Linked DNA regions of Homo sapiens: region 1 is linked to region 2. Evidence: chromatin contacts called from ENCODE Hi-C data. All regions are on one chromosome and are shown on one strand. The core of a region is the stretch at or near the end of the contact, and the rest is flanking DNA. Distances in the headings are between cores, read along the strand shown.

The links. A loop is a pair of places that touch in the nucleus more often than their neighbours do. Pooled maps may share reads with other maps.
Region 1: a loop to region 2 is called in a map of CD4-positive, alpha-beta T cell, with 9 times the contacts of the local background. The contact joins the promoter of SREK1 here to the promoter of ZSWIM6 in region 2. A Hi-C loop is called at or near these places in 2 of 168 maps with a recorded cell type or tissue (CD4-positive, alpha-beta T cell and naive thymus-derived CD4-positive, alpha-beta T cell) and 9 of 50 pooled maps.

The regions. Positions count from the first base shown.
Region 1 is chr5:66,143,018-66,145,717 of GRCh38, reverse strand. It overlaps SREK1 (splicing regulatory glutamic acid and lysine rich protein 1), which reads right to left and starts at 1,418. Exons shown (of 12, transcript NM_001077199.3): 1 at 1,181-1,418. The coding sequence starts at 1,341. RefSeq lists enhancers at 678-727, 788-847, 1,108-1,387 and a silencer at 1,568-1,637.
Region 2 is chr5:61,330,973-61,333,672 of GRCh38, reverse strand. ZSWIM6 (zinc finger SWIM-type containing 6) reads right to left here and starts at 1,415. Exons shown (of 14, transcript NM_020928.2): 1 at 725-1,415. The coding sequence starts at 1,400. It overlaps LOC105378994 (a long non-coding RNA gene), which reads left to right and starts at 1,457. Exons shown (of 2, transcript XR_007058781.1): 1 at 1,457-1,533. RefSeq lists silencers at 521-630, 1,411-1,550, 1,661-2,060, 2,271-2,340, 2,371-2,700.

The DNA of each region.
Region 1 (2,700 bases), core at 169-2,668, 4.8 Mb before region 2:
TAGCCAAAAACAGACAAAATGCTCGTAAAAGGAACATGGATGTTCAATGTATTACTCTTTCAACTTTTCTGTATGCATGAAATATTCCAAAACAAAAAGCAGAGAAGAAAAACTTAAAAAGTAAATTTTAAATATCCACACAACTTTTATATAGTTATGCAACAGCACTGTTATAACCTGAGATAGAAAACTAAAGAAAAATAGGTCTAAATGCATCACTAGGAAATAAATCAAAATTTTTTTAAAGAAATAAATCTTGGGTAACAATTACCCCTTCCCTCAAAGGATTTTGATATAATGAACAAAAAACGGAGGATCTTAATACTGTAAGATCTACCATTAAAAAAGAAAAAAAGTTTGTGTGCAAGAATGTGAACAACCTACAAACCCCTTGCGAGTTTTCTAAATAATATCGTACGAGGGAAATTTTACCATTCCAAAATACACTATCTGGGAAGTGGCCGCGAGCTGTGAATGCCAGCCAAGATCTGGACTTTAAATGTATACGGGAGGGATAACCCTGCACCGACTTACACTTTTTCTGAAAGCTTTGGGACAGTGTGACCTTTCAGGAGGAAAATTTAATCTGCTGTCAAAAGGGCTAACAGACATGATCTTTGGGAACATGGATGCGCTCGGTTAGATAAACCAAAATGCTAAGTTTGTGCGACCGTCCTGGGAAACAAACACAGCCCCAGTTCCATCTTGTCACCAGCAGCAGGCTTTCTCGTCAGCAAAACGGCCTGACACCAAGGCCTTAAAAACTGGACTGTGGCTCAGGCGCGGTCTCCGCGATTTTCAGAGTGGAAAAACGCTCTGAGACGTTTGCCATGAGGGCTGTTCCGGGCCCACCTGCGGCCATCTTAAGTTCGGGGGGAAATAAGAGGGTGGGGGCACGGAATTCGAAGACCCAGCAGCGAACACAAGTCCCGGAGGCACAGAAAGGGCAACCATTCTAAATCCTTGGTAAGGGCTCCGTGCAGTAGTTAACCCCCCAAATCCGACTAAGGAGAGCAGGACGGCGGAACCCGGGTGCCCTAATCAAATATGGGCACCAAGGTAAGCCGGCGCGATCACGTGACATGCACCGCGCGCCCGCGTCCGCGCTCTCCTCCACGCCTCGGCTCCCGAGGTCTCTATGGCGCCCGCGCCCCTCCCCCAGCCGAGCTCCAGCACTTACTCCGGGGGGTAGAGCCGCAGCTCCTCGATTTCTCCTAGGAAGGAAAAAAGCGTCCGCATCTGCTCGCTGGTCACCGCCGACGACAGATTCGTCACCTGAATCACCGACGTGGGGGTGAGGCCGAAGCCTAAGCCCAAACCGAAGCCGCCGCCGCTGTTCATCCCGATCCCGCTGCCGTTGCCTTCCCGCTCCCCAACGTCTACGACGCGTCAGCGACGGAGCCGGGAAAGCGGAGAACGCGCGGCCGCGAGCGCGCTCCCGCTGGCGAATTCACAGCGCCGGGCAGATCTAGCCGCCCATTTCACAACTCCCCTGCTCCCGGGGCTGCGCGCGCCAGCCGGAAGCGTCGCCCCGGCAACCCGGCGGTTCTCGCGCGGCTGCGGCCTCCAGCTCCCGGGTCCCTGGGGCTGTTGCTGCTCGTTTCACCGCCTGGATTTTTATCGGTGTTTTTGTTTTCCCCAAAAGTCGATGAGAGTCTTGTGCTCATGTCTACCCGGTTCCTTCCGGTCTCGGATTGGGAAACCAAGCGGCCTGGCCTACTGGTGCGGGACTGTAAAGAAGGAATGACTCTTGGACAACACGGAAGAACACTTGACCAAACTATAGGGCAGCCTTATCACATACAGGCAGCACCCCAACTCCAACTATTTTTAAAAGTTGGCAGGCGTCCTAATTGTGAAAAAAACAAAATTTTACAAAATGCGTAGGTTCAGGTTGAATTAAGGAAAGAGGCAGTAAGATGAAGGCTGTGCAGGGGTTGTTTATAACCTGTTTTTAATTCCCTCGTTCCACAGGTGTTGATGTTTATTGAGTGCTATGTCCCAGGCACTATTAGGCAAGGGCACGTAACAGACAGTTAAAGACAGTTCACATAGAACTTGCAACCTAATGAGAGACAACAGTAGTGAGTCCATGGCAGCTGCTCCCAAAATGCCCTCCGCAGATCCCTAAGGGTACCGAGACCTTTTCAGTAAGTTGGCAAGGTCAAAACGATTTTCGTAATAATATTAAGAGTTTCTTGACCTTTTTCACTTTGTTGCCATTTGCACTGGTAACGTAAAAGATTAAACTGCTGACACCTTAGCAGCAATCAAGGCAGTGGCGCCAGTCTTGTACTGGTAGTTGCATTTTGTATTCTTCACATCATACAACATTTAAGGTTTTAAAGTATGCTAGTTTCACTTTAAAAATGTCCTTCACAAATAACTAAAAATTGTATTTTTTTTTCAAATCCATCCTTGCTTACACGTCTTTTAAAGAATATGTGTGAAAAAATGGAAACTACTGCCGCTACATGCCCAAGTGAAATGGTTGTCTCCGGAAAAAGCACTAGTGTAATTCTTTGAATTTTCACCTAAAAATACAAATTTTATTACACTTGTATCCACCAGCTTGAGCTTGACAGCTTGCCAGTACTTAAAGACTTTTCTAGTAAAAGAAGCATTATATTAACAATTTATTTTTGACTATATAATGAAATATGTCAACATTTTTGTGATCTTTACAACTTAGTGGACACC
Region 2 (2,700 bases), core at 166-2,665:
ACGGAGTCCGGTCCGCCGCCACCTCTCCTCTGCGCCGCTTGGAGACTGAGGAGGCGCAAAGAAAACGACATTTAAACCCCGGGCGGCCAGTGGAGCTCGCCCGGGCCAGACGCCACAGCGACCCGGGAGCGCCGCGGCCGCTCGCCCGTCGGAGCCCTGGGAGGAGCGGCGGCCGAGCGGCTTTAAGTGTATTCCCCTCCCCTCAAATCGCGTGGGGCGGGGGCCAGAAAGAAAAAGGAGCGAGCGACAGGCAGTGGGAGAGGGGGGGAGCGCCGAGCGGCCGGGCCGCGGCCGGCATTGTCTGCGGCCCGCGCCCCCTCCCCCGCCCCGCACAGCCCCGCCACACACACCCTCGCCGGAGGCCGGCCGTCCGCCCGCGCCTTTGTCCACATCCACCCCCGAAACCGGCGAACAGCCCTCCAGGATGTGCTCCCCGGAGGAGGGCGGGTAGGGGAGCGCGGGCCGGGGGCGCGGAGCCCACGGAGGGGCGCGTCCTGCTGATTCATTTCCCACTCGCGCTGGCCCGTCCGGGGCGACGGGGGGCAGGGAAGGGAGGGAGGAAATGGGCGCTCCGCTCAGGAGGACCGTCCGGGCCAGTGAGGACACCCGCAGGGGTGCGGGCGCGCGCGGAACTAGGGGCTGTCCGCAGGAGAAAGGCGGGCACCCCCCCCCCACCCAGGGACTGACGGACGGACAGACGGCTCGCGGCTGCCCCGTGACTCACCGACTTGCAGGACGTTGTCTACGCAGCCGCTTTCCAACAGCGCGATGCCCCGGCGGAAAGGCAGCCGCGTCTCGTCGCCGCCGTCCGCCGCCCCGGCAGCCCCCACCGACGGGGCCCCGGCCCCCGCGGCGGCGGCGGCGGCGGCGGCGGCGGCGGCAGCGGCGGCGGCGGCCGAGGTTGCGGCCGCCGAGGTTGCGGCCGGGGAAGACGAGGAGCCGCCGCCGCCGCCGCCGCCCGCGCCGCCGCCGCCACCGCTGTCGTCGCCGGGGCCGCCCGCGGCGCCGCCGCCGGTGTTGAAGGACGAGTACATGCAGATCTCCCGCTCGCTGCGGGGGAAGGACCAATAGACTATGCGGCGCTGCACCGGCTCCGGGATGCGCTCAAAGCGCTCCTCCACGCGCTGGAACGGCCACTTCTCCGCCACCCTGCGCGCCGCGATGTCCAGCAGCGACTCGGGGCTCTGGGTCTTGCCCGGCGGCAGCAACCCCAGCGCCGCGCCGCCCCCGCACGCCGCCGCCGCCGCCGCGCCACCCGCCCGCGGGCCTGGCCGACAGGCAGAGCTGTAGCCGCCACCCGCGCCGCCGCCGCCGCCGCTGCTGCCCCCGCCGCCGCCGCCGCCGCCCGGCCGGCAGCAAAGCCGTTTCGCGGGAGGAGGCTGCTGTCCGCGCTCCGCCATGACCGCGCCGCTTCTAACCCGACAGCGGAAGTGCCGGGACCCTATAAACGGCACTAGGAAGCGCGACACGCACACGCCGTCGCGACGCCACGATGCCATCTAGGGCCCGCCGCTCCTTGTATGGGCACAAGAGGTGGGGCCTCCGCTGTGACGCAGAAGCTGGGGCGGGGCTCTGATAGGGGGAACCTAGGGCCGGGGGCGGGGCCTATGCAAATCGCTGGGCTGAAACATAAATAGAGCGCTTGGCGGACACGGGGGTGGCGGGGGCGGGCCGTTTTGGTGCCCGGTGGGTTGTGAGAATGTCAGGCTGCTGTGACGCGGGGGAGGGCGGGGTCAGGCGGGGTTCCCGTGGGAGGGGGCGGGCCGCCGGGCCGGGCCTGAGGTGGGTGGGTCTCTGCGCCCCCTGCCTACCCCACTTCCCCCTCCAGTTCTCAGCTTCTCTTTGAAGTCCGAGAAGTGAGGATGCGCCTCGTGGGTCGCAGCGGGGGAGGAAAGGGGAGAAGAGGGGGTGAGCGAAGGGGAGGGTTCTGAGCTAAATGGAGGGCGGGGCCCACGGGCCGATGCCCCACCCCCCCCGTCCCCCTGCCCTTCGGGGGAAAAGCCTCTGGGCGGAGGAGGCGCTTTCAAAACAAAGAAATGCGGCATGGACCCCGGGGGACGCGGGTGGAGAGGAAGGCGGAGGAGGCGCGGCCAAACCCGAGCGCCTGCCAGCTTCCCCTCCAGCCGGTCCAGGGGAGCTCTCCCCACCACCCGCCGAAGCTGCAGCGGGGAAGGGGGAGGATGGCTGCGTTCGGCGGCGGCTTTCCACTTCACTTTTGCAGACCTGGTGTGGAAGGAGCGCGCCCGCTCTGCTAACCCCGCGTGGCTGCAGTGCGCCCATCCCCGAGCCCCGCGTCCGTTCTGTCTCGGCTGCAGGGCTGTGCCCGAAAACACGCAGAGCGCTCGGAACGTGCCCAGCAGCCGCGCGACCCGCGTCCGGTGCCGGCTGCCACCGTCCCGCCCTCGCTGCCTCAGCCCCTCGGGCCAGGAAACCGACCCGCCCGCTAGAAGTCGAGGAGCTCCGGCCGCCCTTGTCGCCCCCGCGGCCGCGCGGACAAGGCCCCGCTCCAGGCCGGGGTTTCTCCAGCTCGGGGTGGAACGCAGCCCGGGCTGTGGGGTTAGCAGACACACCTTTGTGAGTACACACGCCGCAGGGCGCGCGCAAGCCCCACGGGCTCGCGCACACATCGCCCAGCAGGCGGCAGACGGCGTGCCAGGCGGCGGACGGCGGCTTCGGGCGCACTTGGGTCTGCGGCCCGGC